Regions from separate parts of the Homo sapiens genome. Here region 1 is linked to region 2. A link is a loop called in an ENCODE intact Hi-C map of the cell type or tissue named here. Cell type or tissue: CD14-positive monocyte. All regions are shown on one strand. Links, peaks and the distances in the headings refer to the core of each region. The heading gives the core; the rest is flanking DNA. Region 1 has its middle 43 kb from the start of CHST10. Region 2 overlaps LINC01104 (long intergenic non-protein coding RNA 1104).

The links. A loop is a pair of places that touch in the nucleus more often than their neighbours do. Peaks named below come from ENCODE experiments on the same cell type or tissue, not always from the same donor. Only the 100,000 strongest peaks of a DNase experiment are listed, where the experiment ranks them.
Region 1: a loop joins it to region 2, with 2.5 times the contacts of the local background. A loop is called at or near these places in 105 of 110 quality-filtered maps.

What each region holds. Positions count from the first base shown.
Region 1 is chr2:100,370,803-100,378,802 of GRCh38, forward strand. No RefSeq gene overlaps it. Among named protein-coding and RNA genes, the nearest start is that of CHST10, 43 kb to the right of the region's middle. In CD14-positive monocyte, for the core only: no CTCF peak of the experiment used is centred there; no DNase peak of the experiment used is centred there.
Region 2 is chr2:100,251,106-100,266,188 of GRCh38, forward strand. It overlaps LINC01104 (long intergenic non-protein coding RNA 1104), which reads left to right. Exons shown (of 3, transcript NR_103730.1): 3 at 1-379. Among named protein-coding and RNA genes, the nearest start is that of LINC01104, 50 kb to the left of the region's middle. RefSeq lists an enhancer at 3,902-4,401. In CD14-positive monocyte, for the core only: CTCF peaks have their summits at 9,798 (motif pointing left), 10,036 (motif pointing left), 11,920 (motif pointing right) and 12,135; DNase peaks (open chromatin) are centred at 9,786, 11,136 and 11,936; H3K4me3 peaks cover 1,692 bases; H3K27ac peaks cover 578 bases.

The DNA.
Region 1 (8,000 bases), core at 1-8,000, 110 kb after region 2:
GCCATGAGGAATGATAATCTTATAACAGGATCTGCATGATTCTTGGACAGTAGGTAGCTAAAAACTTTGAGGAAGCAGGTCTGAGAGTAGCTGATCTAATGATCAATGCTGAGTGTGCTGCAGGTTTGGTTAGTTTCCCATCTGCCCCTCTCTTGCTCCTTGATTAACTCTATAAAGTTCATAGGTATGGTGTCACTATAAAATGACCAGTTTCTAACAATAAAAATATATAAAGCATACAAAGAACAGGGAAATATGACCCATCCACCAGAGCAAGCAATGAAAACTGGCTATGAAAGTGACTAGATGTTGGATTTAACAGACAAATATTAAAAGTAGCTGTTACAAACCTGTTTAAAGAGGTAAAGGGAACCATGACTAAAGAAGTAAAGGAAGTATGATGACAATGTTGCATAAAGTGTAGAATGTCAATAAAGAGATAGAAATTACACACATATGTGTATATATACACGCACACATACACACACACACAGATGCTCCTTGGCTTATAATGGATAAGTCCATTGTAAGTCAAAAATATGAAGAGTCAAAAATGTATTTTTGCTGGGTTTGGTGGCTCATATCTATAATCCAAGCACTTTGGGAGGCTGAGGTGGGAGGATCACTTGAGCCCAGGCATTCGAGACCAGCCTGGCAACATAATGAGAACCCGTCTCTATAAAAAAATGCATTTAATATCCTGATAAACTAATCACAAAGTCAAAAAATGTAAATCAAACCATTGTAAATCAGGGACTGTCTGCATATAGAACTAAATGGATAAGTAGAGCATTAAAAAGTACAATAACTGAAGTAAAAAATTCACTTGAGTCTCAACAGTTGACTTGAACTGGCAGAAGAATTAGCAAATTTAAAGATATCCCAATACAGATTATACAATCTGAAGAGCAGAGAGAAAAAAAAAGAAGAGTACCTAACAGAAAGTTTATACCTTTAATATACCATTAAGCATATTAACATACATATAATGAAGGTACCAGGAGAGGAGAGAGCAAAAGAAGCAGAACAAAGAGTTGAAGAAATAATGACTGAAAACTCCCCAAATTTGATGAAAAATCATTAATCTACACAACTAGGAAGCTCGATGGACCTCAAATAGGATAAATGCAAAGATATTCACAAATAGATACATCACCATAAAAATGCTGAAAGCCAAAGACAGTGAGAACATCTTGAAAGCAGCCAGAAAAAAAAAAAAACAATCACTGTCCAAGAATCATGCAGATCCTGTTATAAGATTATCGTTCCCCTTAACTGCTCTATAGATAACAATTTAAGCACTGTAAAATATTAAGTTTTCCATTTGAGATATTCTTTCAAGAATATCTCAAGCAGGACGTCCAGCTTCTGAGTGGGAACCTTCAAGGAAACTCACAAGGAAACTCTTATAAGATTATCCACTGACTTCAGTACAAACAATGAGAGCCAGAAGGCATTAGGATAATATAGTCAAAGTGCTCAAAGTAAGCAAAAAAAAAAAAAAAAAAAAAACTGTCAACAAAAAACCCTATATTCAGCAAAGCTATTTTTCAAAAATGCAGGCAAATAGAGCTTTTTTTTTTTGAAAATGCAGGCAAATATCTCATAGATAAGCAAAAAAGGAGAGTATTTGTTATTGGCAGAGCTGCCTTACAGAAAACACTAAAGAAATTCTTCAGGCTGAAAACAAATTATCCCAGACAGTAACTTCAATCCCCATGATAAAGCACAGACCACCAGGAAACATAATCATGTAATTATAACATACAGTATAAATGCATATTTCTTCTCTTTTATTCCCTTAACTGTTTTACAAAGTAATTGTATAAAACTATATATGTGTGTATATATGATATAAATTATATACATAAGTTAGAAATTATATACATGTGTGTATATGTATATGATGTGTTATGAGGGGTCTATAATATATAGAAATATATGCCAATAACAGCACAAGTGGATGAGAGAAAAAGTGTATTTGGCTGAGAAAATGACTCCAGCTAGCAACTCAAATCCAGGCAAATAAAGAGAGCCAGACATAATAAATAAGAAGACTGAAATAACAAAAGCTACACATATATACTTACTTTTTTTCTTTCCTTCCTTAACTTCTGTATTAGTTTTCTGGGGTTGCCACAACAAATTATCACAAAACTAAGTGGCTTGAAACAATGTAAGCTAATCCTCTCACAGCTCTGGAGGCTACAAGTCTGAAATCAAGGTGGTAGCAAGGTTGAGTCCTCCTGCAGGTTTCTGGGGGACAATCTGTTCCATGCTTCTCTCTTAGCTTCTGGTGTTCAGCAATCTTTGACATTCCTTACCAGGTAGATGCATCACTCCAGTCTGCCTTCCCTGTGCTTTTCTTCTCCTTGTGTGTCTCTGTGTCTTCACATGGCATTCTCCTTTTTATGTCTTTCTCACTCCTCTTCTTGTAAAGACACGACTCATATTGGGTTAAGGGCCTACCCTACTCCAAAATTATCTCATCTTAACTAACTATGTTTACAATAAGCCCATTTCCAAATAAGGTCATATTCTGAGGTTCTGAGGCTTAGTACATATCTTTTGGGGGAACATAATTCAACCCATAACAGCTCCTTTAAAATACATAAAATTATAAAAATAATAATTATTAAAATGTAGTGTTACATGTTTAACATTAGTTTATGTATAAAAATAATGCCCCAGAAAGTGAGGAAGTGAATAGAGCTATAGCAGTGACATTTTTATATCTCACTGGAATGAAGTTAGTATGAACAAAGTTGTCAAAGCTTTAACTAGAATTGCCAAGAAAAAAAAGAAGGAAGACAAAAAATACTAGACTCAGAAATAAAAAAGGACATCACAGAAATAGAAAAGATTATAAAGAAATATAATTTGTGTGTCAATAAATGGATAATTTAGATGAAATGGACAAATTCATTATAAACTCATAAACTACAAAAACTGATAACAAATAGACAATCTGAACAGACCAATAGAAAAGAGGTTGAATTAGTAATAAAGAACTCTCTACAAAGATAACCACAGGACCAGATGGATTCACTAGTGAATTTAACCAAACATTTAAAGAAGAATTAATTCCAATTATTAACAAACTCTTCCAAAACATTTAGAAAAAGGGAAAACACTTCCCAACTCATTCTATGAGGCAATTGCTTCCGTGATACCAAAACCAAAGACATCATGAGAAATTGATAGACCACTATTTCTTATGAATATAGACATAAAAATCCTCAACAAAATATTGAAAAACTGAATCCAGAGTTGTATAAAAAGGATTATATATCATCACCAAGGGGGAATTTTCGCAGGCACACAGTGTTTTTTTAAACACTGGAACATCCATTAAATTAATATGCCAAATTAGTAGAAGAAAGGAGAAAACCATTGATTATCTCAATTGATGCAGAGAAATCATGTGATAAAATCTGACAGCATCTTATGATAAAAAGCACTAAACAAACTAGCTATGGAACTTCCTCCATCTGACAAAGGGCATCTACAAAAAGTTCGTAATTAACATCATACTTTATGGTGAAAGACTGGATGCTGTCTCCCTAAAATCAGGAACAAGGAAGGAATGTCGTATCTTACCACTTCTATTTGATGTTGATTGCTACATGCTACAACATGGATGAACACTTTGAACACTTACACTTAGTCATAAAAGCCAGACATAAAATATCACGTTATATGATCTTATTTATATAAAATGTCCAGAATAAGCAAATCTATAGAGACAGAAAGTAAATTAGTCATTTCTCGGTGAGGGAAAAGGTGGGGAAGAAACAGAGGATAATAGTGAAAGAGTATGGTGCTTCTTTTTGGCTTGATAGAAATGTTCTAAAATTGACTAGGTAGACAGGTGCACATACCAATTATACTCAAAACCATTTAAATTGATAAATTGTATGATATATGAAATATATCTCTGTAATAGAGATATTATAAAATTATTTTCACAAAAGCACTTTTCAAACAATTTGACATTTCCCTAATCCACGAAGGAACGCTCAACAAAAAATTAAAAATTTTGTCTACAGTCTGAATTCACTACCACAGTTTAGTGATATGGTAATCATTAAAAGGACTTAACAAGCAAACAAAATACGAATTTCTAGCAACTATACATATTTATGTTAAAGGTATTTTTAAAAATACATCTAAAAAGAATGTCAAAGTCAAAATTCTTTAGGACTAGACAGCAAAAAGACCTACAACTCAAAGACTGTGCTGAGAGAAAAATTAGAGCCTTGAAGAAAATTTTAAAAATTTTAAAATTTCTCTCAGGGAAAAAAAAAGAAAAAAAAAGCAAGAAAATAAACTTAAAGAAAGTGGACTAAAGTAATCATAAAGGAATGAACAAAAATTAATAATAGAAAATAAAATAAAACAGTAGATTTGACTAATAAAAGTCGAAAGCGCTGGGCGCGGTGGCTAATGCCTGTAATCCCAACACTTTGGGAGGCCAAGGCGGGCAGATCACATGAGGTCAGGAGTTCAAGACCAGCCTGGCCAACATGATGAAACCCTGTCTCTACTAAAAATACAAAAATTAGCCGGGCATGGTGGCGGGCACCTGTAGTCCCAGCTACTCAGGAGGCTGAAGCAGGGGAATTGCTTGAACCCGGGAGGTGGAGGTTGCAGTGAGCCGAAATTATGCTACAGCATTCCAGGCTGAGTGACGAAGTGAGACTCCGTCTCAAAAAAATAAAAATAATTCAAAAGACCAACATCATAAGACCAACATTTGAGAAGACCAACATCATAGACAAATATTTAGAAGTATAATTAAGACAAAAACCAGAAAGAAGACAGTAATGAAAAACAGAAGCAATGAAAGGAGGCTTAACTACAGATACAAAAGAGTTTTTTAAAATTAGAAATTAATATTTCTTTACTTCATTGAATTTGCAAGCTTAGATGACATAGGCAACTCACAGGATTATAAAAGTTCCAAAGTTGGTCCAAAGTGGAGTAGAAAGCTTATGCAAACCAACAACCATAGAAAAAAATGAAATAACATTTGAAGAGGTATTCTGTCTGCCAAAGGTTCAAGGCCCATATGGTGGTTTGGGGTGTATTTTCTAAAACCTCCAAGGAACAAATAACTCATAGCTTATGCAAACTGTTCCAGGGCACAGAAAAAAAAGGGGTGGGGGGACAGGCAGGTGATGCTAACCAGCTCCAGCTCATTAGGAGCCCAGTATAATCCTGTGCTCAAATGAGACAAAAGAAGGACAAGAGAATTTCATCTTTCTGGTTTTCAAAAACTGGTTCAAAATCAATGAGAACACTTGGACACAGGGTGGGGAACATCACACACCGGGGCCTGTTGTGGGGTGGGAGGAGGGGGAGGGATAGCATTAGGAGATATACCTAATATAAATGATGAGTTAATGGGTGCAGCACACCAACATGGCACATGTATACATATGTAACAAACCTGCATGTTGTGCACATGTACCCTAGAACTTAAAGTATAATAAAAAATAAATAAATTAATTTAAAAAATTGGTTGAAAACTATGGTTAGTGATACTTCTTGTAATTGTCCTATTCTGTCTGCTCTGTTTATGATGCTTCCTCCTGTAGGTTCCTTCCTCCTGTAGGTTCCTTGTGGGCCTTGCTGCCCCTGTTTATGGTGCTGTTTCCCCTCAAGTGTCTCATGCTCCTTGGTTGTGAGGTTTGAGGTTCCCTGCTCCCATGTCATTAACTGCTGTCTCTTTGCAGTGCCCTGCCTCCAGTGTTTGAGGGGAAGGAGGAGGCATGTCTCTTTGGGAGGAAGGTGTGTAGCAGCTCATCTCCTGAGTCCGAGGCTCCCTGTTCCTCTTTTTTTCTTTTCTTTTCTTTTTTTTTTGAGACAGAATCTCGCTCTGTTCCCCAGGCTAGAGTGCAGTGGTGCAATCTTGGCTCACTGCAACCTCCGCCTCCCGGGTTCAAGTGAGTCTCCTGCCTCAGCCTCGCAAGTAGCTGGGAGTACAGGCATGTGCCACCACATTCAGCTAATTTTTGTATTTTTAGTAGGGGTGGAGTTTCACCATGTTGGTCAGACTGGTCTCAAGCTCCTGACCTCAAATGATCCACCCACCTTGGCCTCCCAAAGTGCTGGGATTAGAGGCGTGAGCCACCGCGCCCAGCCTCCCTGTTCCCCTTGAGCTATGTGGAATCTCCAGCCCTGGGGCACATCCACTCATTACTTTGAGCTGAGGGCAAACACCTCTGCTGTTACCTACTTGGCACAAGCTTGGCAAAGGGCCAGACCTAACTGGGAACTCTGAATGTCGTTCTCGACCCAATCGCTTTTCAGGTTTCCCAGGTTCCCTGCTGCTCCCTGTGTCCAATGTCCCCGAACTTGGAACATTCCCAGAGTAGTGGCCACTCTTTTGCTGCCACAGCCCTTTCTGGGTTTGAGGCTATCATTGTCTTCATTAATCATATTCTGTCTGTTTTCTGTTTCGCAGGGATTACCTAAAATTTGCCTTCAATTGATGACCCTTTTTCTTTTCCTGGCACTAACAGCATTGCTATTAATTTGCTTTACTAGAAAGGTATTCGGTCACTTCCTCTCAAGTTTGGCCTTTGGTCAGTGGGGACCCATACGGGTTCAACATGCTTGTTGAGAAGTGTTATTTCTGTTCGGGGCCCATCTACCCTGGCCACGGCATGATGTTCACCTGCAACAATTCCAAGGTGTTCAGATTTTGCAAATCTAAATTTCACAGAAAGACATTCTTCTGCTATTGCTAGGGAATGTTCTTTCTGCTTCACTGTGCTGCTTTGCCCCCAAGTGTCTGATGTTTCTTGATTGCGCATCACTCATTATTAGGTCTGAGATTCCCTGTTCGCTTGTTGGTAGCTGCTGTTCTTGTTTGCTGTCTCCTGTCCCCAGTGTTTTAGGGGAAGGAGGAGGACTTGTTGCCTGGGTAGGTGGGCAAGAAGAAAGTTGCAAAGAAATAATGAAAGCAAAGGGAAGGAGAGGTAGGTGGGTGTGCTCAGCCAGCCCCTTTGATCTAATCTTTATATCTATACTAATTTCAAGGTGCTTTTAGTTATAAACTACATGTTGTTCTAACACTGAAATAGTGAACTAACTTTCTTAAATTGGTAAAATAGGTACTTATACCAATGTTACTTAAACAATAGAAATAAAAGTAATATTATTACTGCTTATCTGGCAGCACAGTTGTCAACTGGTTTCACCTTACCCCCTTAAAGCCTACCTCTTTCTGTTTCTCCCTCTCTTATGTGGCACATTCAGTGCTCTTGGCGTCCTCAGTGAAATCAGCTCTTTGCTCACCCAACACATCGAGATTCTCAACTAAATGAGAAGAGCATCCTGAAATGACTTCCTACAAGAGGTCCAACTTCTCCACAATTATGTTTGCTTAAATTTACATTTTTCTCATTTACCAAGAGGATATACTAAATGATTAGTTGATTTTAGAATGTACATTCTTAAGGGCCAGAGAGTTCCTATCACTAGATTATTAGCTCTTTGCAGATCATATATTATTAAGCCCTACAAAGGGGTGTTATTTGATGGTGATGATGACAGGGATGATGCTCTATGCAGTGTATCCTTCTGAAAGAGAGCCTGGTAGTGTCCATTTATCAACCTCAAAGTGCTGTGTAAAACCAAAATATTCTACTCTCATCATTAAATTCTATACTTTATTATTTACTATAGCATCTAAGATCTTCTTGATCTTAAGCACATTTTTAGCCTGTATCACCTCCTAAACACAAACATTCAAGGAACTATAGTTAGTTTTTATAGCATTATATCCCAGGATGGTAGCTGGCATTATTGTGTCTACTGAAAAGTACTAAGGAACACACAAAGGTGAAGTAATTAATCATATGCCAAGACAGCAAAAGAACCGCAATGACATGTTTTAGGTGTAGAAACCCCTGTTCTACCTAGTAGACTCGGTGCCAGCCCCTCGGCAAGCACTGAGCACGCCCGTTCCTCATTTTCACAATCAAACTTAC
Region 2 (15,083 bases), core at 7,084-15,083:
CAGGCATGACACTCCTACGTTAAAAAACTGTCCATACCAAGGGCATGACAGGCAATTCATAGAAGAAAGCAGGATGATCAATGGCCTATGAAAGGATCCTCAGCTGTGGCTAGGCGCAGTGGCTCACCTCTGTAATCCCAGCACTTTGGGAGGCCAAGGCAAGAGGATCACTTGAGCCCAGGCGTTCGAGACTGGCATGGGAAACATGGCAAAACCCCATCTCTATAAAAACTTAGCTGGGTGTGGTGGCATGTGCCTGGAGTCCCAGCTACTCAGGAGGCTGAGGTGGGAAGATCATCTAAGCCCAGAAGGTTGAGACTGCAGTGAGCCACCATCGTACCACTGCACTCCAGCCTGGATGACAGAGTGAAACCCTGTCAAAAAAAAAAAAAAAAAAATCCTCAGCTGTTCTAGAATCAGAAGGCAAATAAAAACCACAGTGAGACACCTTTCAATTACATCAGATCACCTGAAATCAAAAGTGTTTCACAACAGCACTGGTAAACAATGTTTTTTGTTTGTTTGTTTTTTGAGATGAAGTCTTGCTCTGTTGCCCAGGCTGGAGTGCAGTGGCACCGTCATGGCTCACTGCAACCTGTGCCTCCCAGGTTCAAGCAATTCTCCTGCTGCAGCCTCCCAAGTAGCTGGGGTTACAGGTGCGCACCACCACACCTGGCTAATTTTTGTATTTTCAATAGAGACATGGTCATGTCTACATGTTGGTCAGGCTGGTCTCAAACTCCTGACCTCAAGTGATCCTCCCGCCTTGGCCTCCCAAAGTGTTGGGATTACAGATGTGAGCCAGTGAGCCCGGCCATAAACAATGTTAATAATTGTAGCTTTGTTTAGTTCGGGAAAAGGAAAGAACCCAAATGTTCACTGGAAAGAGGATAGACCTGTAAATTGAGGCACAGTTACACAATGTTAATTACCGATAAAGCTGGGCCTAACCACAGGTTGCAGGAGATATATATATCTATATAGGACACTGTGGAAGGTTGGTCAGTGTTTGAGGACTGGGGTGAGTAAGAACACACGCTTGGTTAAGGTGATTTTCACTTTTTTACTGAGGAACAGCAGACAAACAGCACAAAGTATGTAGCCAAGTTTAAGGGTAAAGTGAACGGCTTAGATTCCTTTTTTTTTTTTTTTTTCTGAGATGGAGTCTTGCTCTGTCACCCAGGCTGGAGTGCAGTGGCGCAATCTCGGCTCACTGCAACCTCCACCTCCCGGGTTCAAGCGATTCTCCTGTCTCAGCCTCCTGAATAGCTGGGATTACAGGTGCACGCAACCACATTTGGCTAATTTTTTGTATTTTAGTAGAGACGGGGTTTCACCGTGTTGCCCAGGCTGGTCTCAAACTCCTGAGCTCAGGCAATCCACCCACCTTGGCCTCCCAAAGTGTTGGGATTACAGGTGTGAGCCACCGCACCCCACTGGCTTATATTCCTTTTTACATCTTTAGTTCCTCAAACAAGCTCCATGGTCGGTGGTCTCTACAGCCTGTACAGAATGAGGAGTTTCCCAGGCTAAAGGCCGGATCTGAGGGCTCACTCACTACCTGTGTGTGTGTGTGTGTGTGTGTGTGTGTGTGTGTGAGTGTGCATGAATGCATGTGCCTGTGTGTGCATGTGTGCACACACACAGACGTTGGGGGAAGGATACACCAGCACTCACAAACCTATTATTTTTATTATTCTTTATTATATCATACTACCTATAATTGTTCACGTCTTAAAAATAAATATGAATCAAATCCATAAACATGTTAGGATTTGATAGAGTCAACAATGGGGCCAAAGGTGGGATTATATTCACAGGGCTTTTCTGTAGTATGCAACATTTCATTTCAAAAATCCGTCCCTGGGTCCTGTCAAGTTACCATCTGCCATCCCAGGTAGAAGTCAGGAACTAGAAGAACTCGCCAAGGTTTGGGAACCTTTGCAAATTGACCACTTTTGTGCTTTCTGTAACCCAGTCTCTCCTTGCAGGGATTATCAAAGCCGTTCTAAAAGTCGAAGAGTCCTGTGTATATATGTTTTGGTGGTCAGAAGAAAGAAGCGAGTGCCCAGGAGGCAGTGTGGAGTTTTCATGGATGACCTCCCAGGCTTGTCTCCTCCTGAGCCAGGGCAGGCCGCCAGATGGGCGTTCCAGCCCAGGGGAGAGCTGTGCTCAGCGGAGCCCCAGCTCCGTAGAATGTGAGTCCCTGGGCCAGGGTGGAGGGGCCCGGTTGGTGAAACCTTGCTTCTGGCCCTGAAAAAGACTTGGCAGGCTTTCCTGCCCAGTGGCTTAGGTGGCGCCTGAGGCATCTTAGGAAAATGCTGTTCAGTTCTTTAGAACCTGAGGTCTGGAGGATCTATTAACATGCTTTTCCCTGGGCTGACCTTAGGACCAGTTCGTTTACCGACATGAAGCGGCATGGCTTTCAAAATGAACAGTGGAGCCAAAGAGAGCAGGAAAGCAGAGAGACCCATGTCCACCCTGAACGCTGGTTGTAGAGGTCCCAGCTGATCACTCCTGGTCTTGACCACTTCCCTCCCCTCCCTTCAGCTGCAGCCTCTCATGCCTTTTGATTATGGTGCTGATGAAAGCGGTGGAAGCAGCTCTTCTCTCAGCATCGGCTACTCCACTTTGCAAGGCCTGCGTTTGGGTTGTGCTTTTCAAGTAAGGAGATGTTGCTACCCTGGGAATCACATCAATGTGTTCTTAATATTTAGGGCTTATTGGTACATGCCTGCTGACTCAGTGAAGGTCCTATTGGATGACAAAAACAAGCAGACCAAAAACTCAAAGGGACTGATATGGTCTGAGTGGCCACAGCTTGATCTGGGCTCATTTTAGAGGCGCTGGGCTGTGCTGCCCTGTCCCAGGCTGCTTGCTGCACACAGCTGTTGGGCGCTGGAAGAGTGGAGAGTCGAGCGGAGGTGGGTGCCGAGTTGAAAACCCACACCAGATTTCAAAGACAAAACAAAGGAAAATAACTCATGAATAGTTTTTCTATGGATTACATGTTGAAATGCTAATTTTTAGATATTTAATATATTAAGTGAAATAAAGTAATATTAAAATTGGTTTCATCTGTTTCTCTTCACTTTTAAAAAATATGGCTACTCGATTACCCATGTGGCTTGCATGTGTGGCTGACATTGTATTTAAGTTGTCTTAAGGGAATGTTACCCTATATATACTAAGGAATCCAGGCTTAAATGAACAAAAAACAAACACCCAAAAAAACAGCAACCAAACCAAACACTCTGCCCGGATGACCCAGCTGTTCCAAAGGTTCTTCTTCTTTGTCTTTTTTTGAGATGGAGTCTTGCTCTGTCACCCAGGCTGGAGTGCAGTGGCAGGATCTTGGCTCACTGCAAGCTCTGCCTCCCAGGTTCATGCCATTCTCCTGCCTCAGCCTCCCAAGTAGCTGGGACCACAGGTGCCCGCCACCACACCTGTATTTTTTTAGTAGAGATGGTGTTTCAGCATGTTAGCCAGGATGGTCTTGATCTCCAGACCTCGTGATCTGCCCATCTCGGCCTCCCAAAGTGCTGGGATTACAGGCGTGAGCCACTGCGCCCGGCCTTATTATCTTTTAACCAATGGTGGTGGGAGTGGCTGGCCTGAACAAGGGAAGCAGGAGGTGCATTGTCTATAGAGAATTTAAAATGAGAAGAAAACTAACTCAAGTTTAGCCCTCTTTTCATCACCACCACAAGCTCCGTTGTGAACAATGTCAGTCCTGAATGACGGCTCCCTGCCCAAATGGGCGGCTCTCGCAGCCCCTGCCCGGCCAGATGTGTCATGTCAGGTGACTGTGTGGTACCTTGGTGTGACTCTTGGCCTTTCTCCCGTCTGTAGAGGGGCCCTCTGGATCCAAGTGGCCATGGCTAGCTTCCTACAACCCAGCCTTCCTGACTTCTCCCAATTTCCCCTCAGCCTCCCGGCCTTGGGCTCGCTCTCCAACGTGAAGTTCTTGCCTCTGCCTTGAATCAGGACTCTGTGGCCTCACCACCACCTGCTGGCAAGCTCCTACCCTTGCCTCAGGACCCGGCCTGGCCTCTCCCCTTCGGTGAAGCCCTTAGCGTCTCGGTCAGTTGGGGCTGCAATAACAAATTACCATAGACTGAGAGGCTTCAAGATAAACACTGATGCTCACAGTTCTGGAGGCTGGAAGTCTCAGGTCAGGGGCCACATGGTCAGGCTCTGGCGACGGCCCTCTGTCAGCTTCTCATGTGTCCTCACATGGTGGAAAGAGGGCAAGAGAGCTCTCGGAGGTCACTTTTATAACGACTCCAATGTCATTTATGGGGGCTCCACCCTCATGCCTCAATTACCTCCCAAAGACCCACCTCCCAGTACAAAGCCATTACACTGCAGGGTTAAGACTTCAACATGAGACTCTGGGGGGCACAAACATTCGGTCCATAATTGCCCATCCACATGGAACGCCCCATCTGTTCATCCACTGCGCCTGCTGCACACCTTAGGGTTGCACTTTAGTATTGCGTTATAATTTTTTATCATTAAGTAGAGCCAGACTACTTGGGTACACACCCCAGATCTGGCCCTTGAGAGCTGTGTGAACTTAGGCCAATCACTTAACCTCTCTGTCCTCATATATAAAATGGGGTAAAACCTCAGTTTCCTCATATATAAAATGGGGTAATAGTACCTCCTCCACGGGGCTGCTGGGAAGATGAAATGAATTAATATCATACAGTAGCCTCTCTTGTCCATGGCTTCATTTTCCACAGTGTCAGTTAGCAGTCATCAATGATGGTTCGAAAATATGAAATGGAAATTTTCAGAAATAAGCAATTCCTAAGTTTTTCATTGCTGCCATTCTGAGCAGCATATTAGACTCTTGTTCTGTCCACTCCCTCCATTTGTCTCATCATGCCTGCATTTCACCATCTCGCTCATCGCAGGAAGGGTGAGTGCAGTACAATCAGATATTCTGAGAAAGAAAGAGGCCACATTCACATAACTGTATTACAGTATATCGTTAGAATTGTTCTATTTTGTTATTAGTTGTTAATCTCTTTCTCTGCCTAATTTATAAATTGAACTTTATCCTAGGTATGTACATTTAGGAAAAAGCAGTATTGTAGGATTTGGTACTACCTCAGTTTCAGGCATCCAGTGGGGGTCTTGGAACTTTTCTCCCATGGATAAGGGGGTGACCGTACATGGGGCTAGAATAATACCAGGAACAGTGCATGGCACGCTGAGCTCCATGGAAGGTGCTAATATTAATATTGGGGGCGATGCTGTGTCTGTCTTCCCTTGAGGGCAGGCCTGGGCTTTGCTCACTTTCCTGTACCCGGGGCCCATCACAGAGCCTGGGCAAGGGAGGTGCTTCATTGTTGTTTTCTGAGTTAATATGTTGTTTTCTGACTAAGTGATAAGAAACAGATGTTGCAGCGAGTCTGCTATGCCCTGGGGCGCCCCTTGGGACACTAGGGTTGGCTGCCACCCCGGCCCCCACCTGATCTCTGCTGGTGCCCCCAGTGTCAGGGGCCGCATCTGACGGGGAGGCTGCATTCCGACCTCTGCTTGGGGGCCACAGGCTGACATCCCCTCTGCTCCCACCGGTCCCTCACTGGCCCCCAATCGCTCCTGACCTCCAGTCCTGACCCCGCTCACCCACCACCCTGCCCACCTCCTGGGCCTGCGCTTCCTCCCACAGCCCTTCCTGGAGGGCAGGGAGGAGGAAACGCTCTTCTCAGGGATGAGGGTCCACTGGGAAGGGGGTCCCCTGGGTTCAAAAGACCTTTGTTGTCCCCACGACAGCTTTGGTGCTTCACTAAGTGTCCTGGGGCTGCAAAAAGCATAGAATTGAAAAGCTCCTAGATGAGGGTTCCCTGGAAAAACAGAACCAATAGAAAGTGTGTATCTGTATTCACAGAAATATAGTTATTCTAGGGAATTGGCTGTCGCAATTGTGGAGGCTGGCAAATCCACAGGCCTGATGTCCCAGTTAGAGTCCACAGATGGAAAGTTATTGGAGAACCAGGAAAAGCTGATGTTCCCATTCAAATGACAGCAGTCAGGTAGGAGAGGCACCCTCTTCCTCAGCCTTTTTATTCTATCTGGGCTCTCAGTTGATTGCAACCCCCTCACCTCACATTAGGGAGGGCCATCTGCTTTACTCTCTCTATTGGTTTAAATGTAAATCTCACGCAAAAACAACCTCACAGAAACACCTGGAATCATGTCTGCCTAAACATCTGGGCACCCTGTGGCCCAGTCAAGTTGACACATAAGATTGGCCATCACAGCTCCTCCCAGGTGGGTGCCAGGGAGTGATGAGGAAAGGAAGGGCCCGTGCCAATGAGAGAGACCAATAAGTGGCATTGATTTTCTGGCTCAGATCCTTAGTTGTGCCACTGCCCCCTATACAACCCTGGGCAAGCCAACTTGTCTCTTTGTGCCTGTGTCTCCATCTAGGCAGTGGGGCCAGGCCAGTGCCCACCTTGGAGGCAGCACATGCAAAGGGCCCTGAGCTGTCCCTGGCACCCTGGGTGGTGTCATTGGTAGTTTTATAGTGTGGTTGGGACCCTGGCCAGAGAAGCTGGAGAAATTTGGGGCAAGGAGAATGAGGAGTGAGCCAGGAAGGCTCCCAATTAAACTAAAAAATCACTGCCGTGGCTTTGCATCTTATTTTCTTTTATTGCATTTTAGCTTTTGGATTTAGGGCCTTTTGAAGGTGAATTTCATCAGACTGAAGAACTGTGTGAAAACCTGCTTTTTCTGGACTAAATACACACAGGCGGGTCAGATACCCAGGACGCCCAGAGCCCTCCCTCTACAAGGCATGGGCGTTCCTCCTGCCCTCCACCTTCCAGATGCCAGGGTCTTCAGGGTCCTGCATTCATGCAGGGACGCTGAGTCCAATTCAACTACCTGCTCTCTAATCCCAGCTCTTTCTAGCGGGGCATTTTAGGTGATTCATGCTGCAGCCTGCACGAATCAAAGCTAAAAATAGGCACATTTTCATGGCAAGAGAAAACAGAGTCCTTAGAAAACACGACTCCCGGAAAAACCAAATCAGTAATCCAGACTCGGCGGCCCTGGGCGGATGACCAGTCATGGGTTCAATTTGTATTTCCTGAGCACCTACTGTATACAGGGTGCTGGGGGTGGGGCCCTTTTCTCTCTTCTCATGGATCAGAAGGAAGGAATTTCCCCTCCTTTGTCACCCCAGGAGAGGAGCGCCTTCTCATCTGAAGTTTGAACTTGACATTCACGGTCCATCGTTCACCTGTGGGCACAGTGCTCCTGCCCCTCCCACTCCTGGCTCCATGCTCACGATCCTGGAGGCATCCTCCTGGAGGATGCTCATTCCACAGATGTGCCCAGATAATGTAAGATGCATAGACTTCGTTGGCCTAAAGAAAATGTCTTCCAATTAAGCTGTCTTCCTGCTAGCATTGTCTCTTCAGAGACACCCCATGGGGTCTGGGGGGCAGAGAGCTGGGGACGGCATTGGTGTAGGGCAGGGGTAACTGGCTGGGGTGGAAAGCCTGCTCCCCCAGTCCTCAGATGTGTGAATGGCAGCAGGGTCACCTAAGCTCCTTGAGTCTGCCTTCCCTCCTCTGTAAAATGGGATAATAGTTGTGGAGCCCATGGGCTTGCAGTGAGGAGCCCGCAGATGTCAGATGCTGTGGCTGTCCTCGTCATCATCATTATTAGGACTGCTATTATGATGGCCCCACCAATGGCGGTCTGTGCATTAGCCATCTGAGGGGTGTCCAAAGGCCACGGACTATCCCCACATCTGCATACATCCTTGTGGTACTTTCTCTTTTTTAAGGTTCTTAAGAATGCATGCAATTTTTTTTTTTTTTTTGCAGGTGAATCTGGGATGGGACCTTATTACTCCCCTTACACCACCAGTAAAAATTGGCACACCTGATGAACTCATCGCTACCCACTGCTAGATGCCAGAGCAGGGGATGGAGGAATGAGCAAGTAGCACCTGGAGTCTGATGGGGGGCAGCAGGAAAGGTAGGGGTTGGGAATGCCGAAGAAGGAAGGGTCACCTTAAGGAAGCTGGTGCTGGGGGCAGACTTCACCAACAGGAGAATGGCTGAGGCATGGCCACAAGCCACCCTTTCTCTAGTGCAGTGCTTTTCTGACTCTCGAGCACATGCGTGGCTGCTGCAGGTTTGTTAGAACCCAGCTGGCTGGTCCCCACCCGAGAGCTTCTCATTTGGCAGATCTGGGATGGGGCCGAAGACTGCATGTCTGGCAAGTTCCCAAGCGATGCAAACATGGCTGCTCTCAAGAATGAGCTTTGAGAACCACTGTTTAAACCCATAATCTTCAAGTGTTTCAAAGCCAGGGATTGGTCAAATGAAATATTTTGGAGGCAAAAATAAAGCAATGAGGCCGGGAGTGGCGGCTCACACCTGTAATCCCAGCACTTTGGGAGGCCAAGGCGGGCGGATCACTTGGGGTCAGGAGTTCGGGACAAGCCCATGCAACATGGTGAAACCCCATCTCTACTAAAAATAGAAAAAGTAGCTGGGAGTGGTGGTGTGTGCCTGTAGTCCCAGCTACTTGGGAGGCTGAGGCAGGAGAATCGCTTGAACCCGGGAGGTGGAGGTTGCAGTGAGCTGAGATCGTGCCACTGCACTCCAGCCTGGGCGACAGAGCAAGACTCCGTCTCAAACAAACAAACAAAAACAAACCAAACAATAATAAAGCAACAAACAAGGTGATGGTACAGGGCTTGGCAGTGCCAGACACTTCCTAAGGCACAATTCCAAACCAAATGGAAATTCTGAAGTTCCCCCTTGGCTTTAGACCAGGCATCAGACAGCAGTGAGTCCAGGCCTTGTGTTGTGCATCTTAAAAGAACTGGTTCCAACCACATAGTATTCAGGATTGGGTGTCCCAGCAATCTGTGTTTCAGTGAACCCAGATGCTTCTGAGTGTGTGAAGGCTTGAGAGGCACTGGCATATATCACTTATAGTGGCTTCAGTTACCTGCTGATGCCCATACCTGCAGCTGTATCTCACCCTAGGTGGCAGCCTCAGGTCTCCTGAGCTCACAGCCAGCTCCACCTGCACCTGCCTTTCCCAGGCTACTGAGAACTTACATCTGAACATATAGCTGAGCTCAGATCCTTCTCCCCAGCCTCTCTTCTTCCTGGGCTCCCTAACCCGAGAAGAGCATGGTCATGTACTAATTGCTCACTATGTGCCTTGCACTGATAGGCGCTCCATATACATTAACTCCAAACCAAGGTAGATATTAGAATTCTCATTCTATAAATAAGGCTTTCAAGTCTCCAAGAAGTGAAGCACCTTGTCCAAGGTCACCTAGCCAGCAAAGATTTAAACCCAGGCCTGGGGCCTGCAGCACAGTCCTTTGACTCTACCACGCTACCTGGCATCATGCACCCAGCAGACCCAGCAGACAGAGCCAGAAACTCACTCACCATCCAGGACCTGGATTTATTGCATTTGATATTCACACCTTTTTACAGAGAGGATCTACAGATTTCATCAGCTGTGAACAACAACAAAAAGAGTACGTAGGAATTCCAAAATCCTGTAATAACAATGAAAATCACGGTAAGAGTAATATTTTGGAAGACTGTTCTCTGGTTCAAGGCCTTACACTAAGCGCCTTCCCGCCTGGCCGTGGGGAGGGACTTAGCATGTCCCAGGCAGCTCAACTTTGCAGAAAAGGAGCATCTCCCATCCCTTCCACAGGCAGCAGCTTTCTCCAGTCCATGCTTCAGAGACAGAGGCACCCTGCCGAAGTCCCTCCATTCCTGAGGGTGCAGTGACCCCATGTGGCCAATTCCAAATGTAGCCACTTGATGGACATTGGGCTGTGACTGCTATTTCTTCTTCATTTAAGCAATTCTCCAATTGCTGTCTTTTGCTGAAGTTTTGCTTTCATTCCACTGAGGAGGAGAGGCAACAGAGGCGGCTTGGAATGGGAAGGGCGGGGCTGAGCTTGCAGGGACAATGTCCACCTAGCCTGCTGGCCACAAGGACCCTCCAGCTCTGAAGGTGCGCTGAGAGCGACCCCTTCGGGCCACATTGGAGGGGCAGCAACAGGTGATCTGGATGGCTGGCCTGAAGCCTTCTAGGCCCCAACCAGGCTGCTGCATCGCAGAGAAAGGAGAGAGAGAGACAGATGAGACCAAGGAAACTCTGCACTGAGTCACCCCCAGACTCAGGAGGGGGAAATGGGGGGCTGTCATGTGAGAGCTGGGAGGGCCCATGGGGTTATCAAAGTCATGGCCACATTTTATAAAGACAGCGAGGGCCAGAGTGTGACAAGGTCTCTCCTTAAAGCCGCCCACTAATATGTGTGAGCCGGTGAGGAACTGCATGTGGCTGCTACCAACATATGCCGAGTCACAGGGGCTTCAGCTAGGTAGGGGTGTCTTTCTCTTATGTAATCTGAAATTTCTCAGAAGCAGGTGGTCCAGGGCTGCTAGGGAGGCCCCACGATGTCATGAGAGACCCCAACTCTGTCTTCTGCTTCACCAGTCCTAAAACATGGCATTTCTCCACAAGCCTACATCATGGTCACGACATCTGCTTCAGCTCCCCTCTCACTCCTGAGTCCCAGGCAGGGAAAAGAAAGAAGAGGGAAAGCTCAGAGGCTGACTGTCAGAAGCATAAGCTTCCCCTTCAATAGCATTTCCTGAGGTTTCACCCAATAACTTCCTTTTATCGTATTGGCCATTGGAACTGTAGTTTGTAAGCTGAGCGTATTCCTAGAAGGAAGGAGAGAATGAAGATATAGATTACTAGAGGCCTCACCCATCTCCACTCGGGATAATAACAGCTACCATTTCTTTGGAGCTTACTATGTTTACATGAATTTATCTATCCTCAGAATAACCCTGGCAGATGAGTTTGTTATCCCATTTCACAGGTGAGGAAAGTGAAGTTTAGTGAGCTTAGGTTAACTGAACCACACCTAGTGAGGGCTGGGGACAAAATCTGAAACTAGATATGACTCAAATCCTACAGTCTTCACCTTACAGCACCTAACAAAGGGGCAGAGACACAGGACTCAGGCTTCCAAAGCTATGTTACAAAGCCACTCTCCCTTGGCGTGGTAACCACTGATACTTCCCTGTAAATGGAGGAAGCAGCATGAAAACAGGCTTTTTGAGGAAGGAGCTGCGGCCGCTGTCACCATTGTTGGGAAGGACAGAGCACTATACTCGGTTTGTATCTAGTAAGCAAGTTTGCCCAAGAGTTCATTTCCCCAGACTCTTAATCCATTCTCTGACCTGCTGTCACTCTTACAGACTCCAGGAGAAACCTTCCACATATCTGTGAAACTAGGTGATTTTGGTTTCACCATGATCAGTAAAAGATAATCAGTTCATCCTCTTTTACTATTTATACAGCTGTGTCCAGGATTTTGTAAAAAATCTTTTAAATGTACAATAAAGGTAAATCCTTTGGCTTTGTGAAAAGGTCCTTGGCTTCATAAAAGGACTCATTCCAGGGCTCCTTTAAGTGAAGGTCTCCAATATCTTTAAATATAAAATATTTTAAAGTAATAGCCACTCAAGAAAGAGGCCTGAGCACAGAGAAACTTAAAGCTAGAGTGTGTGACACAGCGCCACCTGAAGATCAAGCGGAGATGAAGAAGGGTAGCTATGTAGGTCAGCGGGGAAATGGAGCTGGTTGACAACAGGATCTTCCAACTGGCCTCTTTGACAGAGGGACGTCCAACTCTGCCTAGGGCATGTGACAGTGGAGAGACATCTAGGGTGGTCCTGCTTCACAATGATATGGCCTATGGTTTGTCGTCTTGAAGCCATTCGTCCTGGGTTCTCAGCGAAGCCTTGTCAACGTCGCTGATGTATCCCAAATCTTTGGAAAGCAGGGAAATCCTGCTCGCAGCTCATACCCGGGCTCTCCAGTCCCCTGCAGTACTGGAGGATGTCCAGCAGGTGGCGCAAAAGACAAGGGCTCGCCTTACCCATCTCTTGTCCTTATGAAGGAAATTTGACCAAAATGACAGCCCCCTCCTTCCTTCCCCTCCCTCCTTTCCTTCCTTCCATCCTCTCCTTCTCTTCTGTCCCTCTCTTTCTTCTTTATTCATTGAATCATCAAGTATCCATGAAAGACTACAAGCAGAGCTCTGTGCAAGATAATGGGGGGATGAATTAGGACAGGGTCCTTTGCCTTTGAGGAACCTGGAGTATAATAAAAAAGTAAAATAATAAACAACCGAAATACAAGAGGTGGCACAGGCTTCTGAGGGAGCAGTGTCACTCTTGAGCTGTATCATCGCAGCCTGCAGGTTCTGGAGTCAGACCAACCTGTCTTGTCTGTCTTCTGGTCCCGATTCCACACTTGCTGCAACCTTGTGCAAGCGCCTTAATGCCTCAAAGCCTCCGTTTCCTTATCTGTAAAATGAGGATAACAATAGATTGTCCTATGACATGTTCATAAGGTTGGCATAAGGAGTTAACATACCTAAAACATTTAGCACATTTTTAAAAAAACCAAAACGTTATTTAAAACATATAACTCATTCGTTCTTGCATGCATTCATTTATTCTATAGGCATTTGCATGACAACCATGTGAAGAAGGCTGTCCTTGTTATTATAGGAGGTACAAAGTAAATAGAAGGAATACTTCTCAGTGTGGGGATTTGCAGTCAGGGTGAATATTTCTTCAACATCTTCTTGAACACTTTTCTCTGTGACAGTCAAAATCAGCCTGGACTGAAAAGAGAAGAAAGCAGCCTAGCTGTTAATCCCGCTGGGAGGACACACTCTGATAAAGCCAGCTGCAGCATCCGCCGAAAATGCCATTTCTCCCGGGGTCAACCTATAGCTGGAAAATGCCAGGATGATCTCCCTTGAGTGAGCACTGCTTCCTCACCAATCGTGCCCTAGAGCCGCTTTGCTGCACCCCTCTTTTGCTACGAATCCCCAAATGCTGAGCCCTCCTTGCTCTTGCTGGCACCCAAACAGTAGTCAATCCTGCTGTTCCTGAGACTGTCTTGGAAACAGCAGCCAGCACAGGATGGATCCCACTTCCTCAGACCCTCATCAGAGTCTCCAGGGAGAGCCCAGACCTTCTAGAAGGGGCTTCCCTCCCCCTCCCCCACCAAGTGTGCAGCACTCCCAGATTCTAAAGTCATGTCAGTCAGTGGCATTTTTCGGACCGAGGGGTGCATGGTGGTCTTCGGCAGATGGAAACTCACTTTTGCGAGCTCCCTGATAGCGGGGTGCAGGCCTCCACCTCCTCAGAGGCCCGCATGAGAAATCTTGGCAGGGAGGGAGGCAAGGGAGGAACGGGGCTCAGCTGGAATCCTGACTTCAGCAAAGGCGATGGAGGAAAGTTAAGGGCAGTGGCTGCAGTTATGTGAATCAGATGCAGCCCCAGCAGAGCTTCTGGTGCCCAGGCTGGAGCACCCCCAAGTGCCCCTTGAGCTATGAGCATCCAGCGAGACACTGGGCGTGCACAGCCTTATGGTGGGCTGTGGCATCGAACCACTGAATGAGAGAAGGTCTCTAGTAGAATCCGCCCTTCCTTCCTCCCCTCCCTCCTGCCTCCATCTTTCCCTTCCTTCTTCCCTCCCTCCTTCCTTCCACAAGCATCTTTGTGCAGGAACTGTGTTGAGTGTTGGGGGCACAGATGCCTCTGGCCAGTCCCCACATCCCCAGGCTTCTGAAGATTTCATCATGACACAGTGACAGTGGAGGGACAATCTCCCAGGTGGGGCGGCATCTGGGGGCAGGTGGCACCTGTGCACCCTTGAGCATGGGTTTGAGGGCACCCTACCGTTCCATTTTTGGGGTCTGGGCCAACATGCAGATCTGAGCCTCTGCAGGCCTGTGAGGCTGGTTCCGCTCAGCTGGCACCTTGGTTATCTGCTGAGCAGTAGCGACTGCTCTTTCAGGCCACAGTGTGTGCCACCAGGCCCATGTTAGGGATCTTAGGTCTCAGGGGTGTGTGGAATACCACGCCCCTCACTCTCCCTGGGTATGGAAGGGTGTGAGACACAGCACACTCTCCTCCCTAGCCAGACTGCAGGGATCTCCACCTCCTCCCCTAGAAATAAGGGTACTGTATGCATAGTGCTAGGAGTCAGAGCCCCCACCTCAGGACTGGGAGGAGGAAGAAAAAGGGCCCTGGGGCATGGAGAAATGTCTGACTCTCATCTCCCAACACACACACCCACCCTTCTCCTTCTCCCCAGCCCTAAGCCCTCCCTCCCCACAGGGAGTGTCAGCTGGGTGCAGGTGCTCGCTTCACGCATGCTGTGCTGAATCTTCTGGACGCTCCCACACTGCCTGGCCTGACTCCACCCTTCGGAGGCCATGCGCTCTGTGAAAGGGCATTGGCGGCAGTTGTGTGAATCAGAAGCAGTGGTCCTGCCTGAGACCGTGGTCCGGCCAGAGGCAGGGATCCAGGAGGCCTGGGGCCTAGCATAGGCCCAGGTTAGTCTGTGACCTTAGCAGTTCACTCCCTTACTTTGAGTTTGAGTGAGGGGTTGGGTCGCTGTGTCCCCAGGGAAAAATTTCCCTTTGGAAACCCAGACATTTCAACCTGCAGAGCTCAGAATTCAGGGCATGGGAAGCACAGATGCTCCAAGTTGGCTTCTGGGAGCTGGAGTCAGCACATCTTGGTTTCCAGACCTGAGGGCTTTCTACTGGGGACAAAGTGTCATGTAAAAGTGCTTGATCCCAAGTGCCTCCTGCATCCTGGAGGACAGCATCCCATTCTTGTCAGGTAGTGCCTGTGAGCTGGCACTAGGCCTTTAACAGCCATGCCAATTTCCTATAAGATCAGAAGCTCCTGTCTAGTTCAGTAGGTGACAGGCATCCACCATCACAGCCCATGCTGCGTCCTTCACAATGGAGGTGCTGTCCACTGCCGACAAAGCCAACACTCCATGAGCCCTGTCTTAGTGCTTCTGATGGAGGCCTTCTGGTTGGGAGAGAAATCTGTACTCAGAGTAGCAGTCTATTTAGATTTCAGAATGAGTCAGTGGCCCTTCGGCTTTCTATCAAGTTCAGTATTTGTCTCCATTACTGGCAGACTGGACACTTGGTGGAAGCAGTAGCTACATTATCT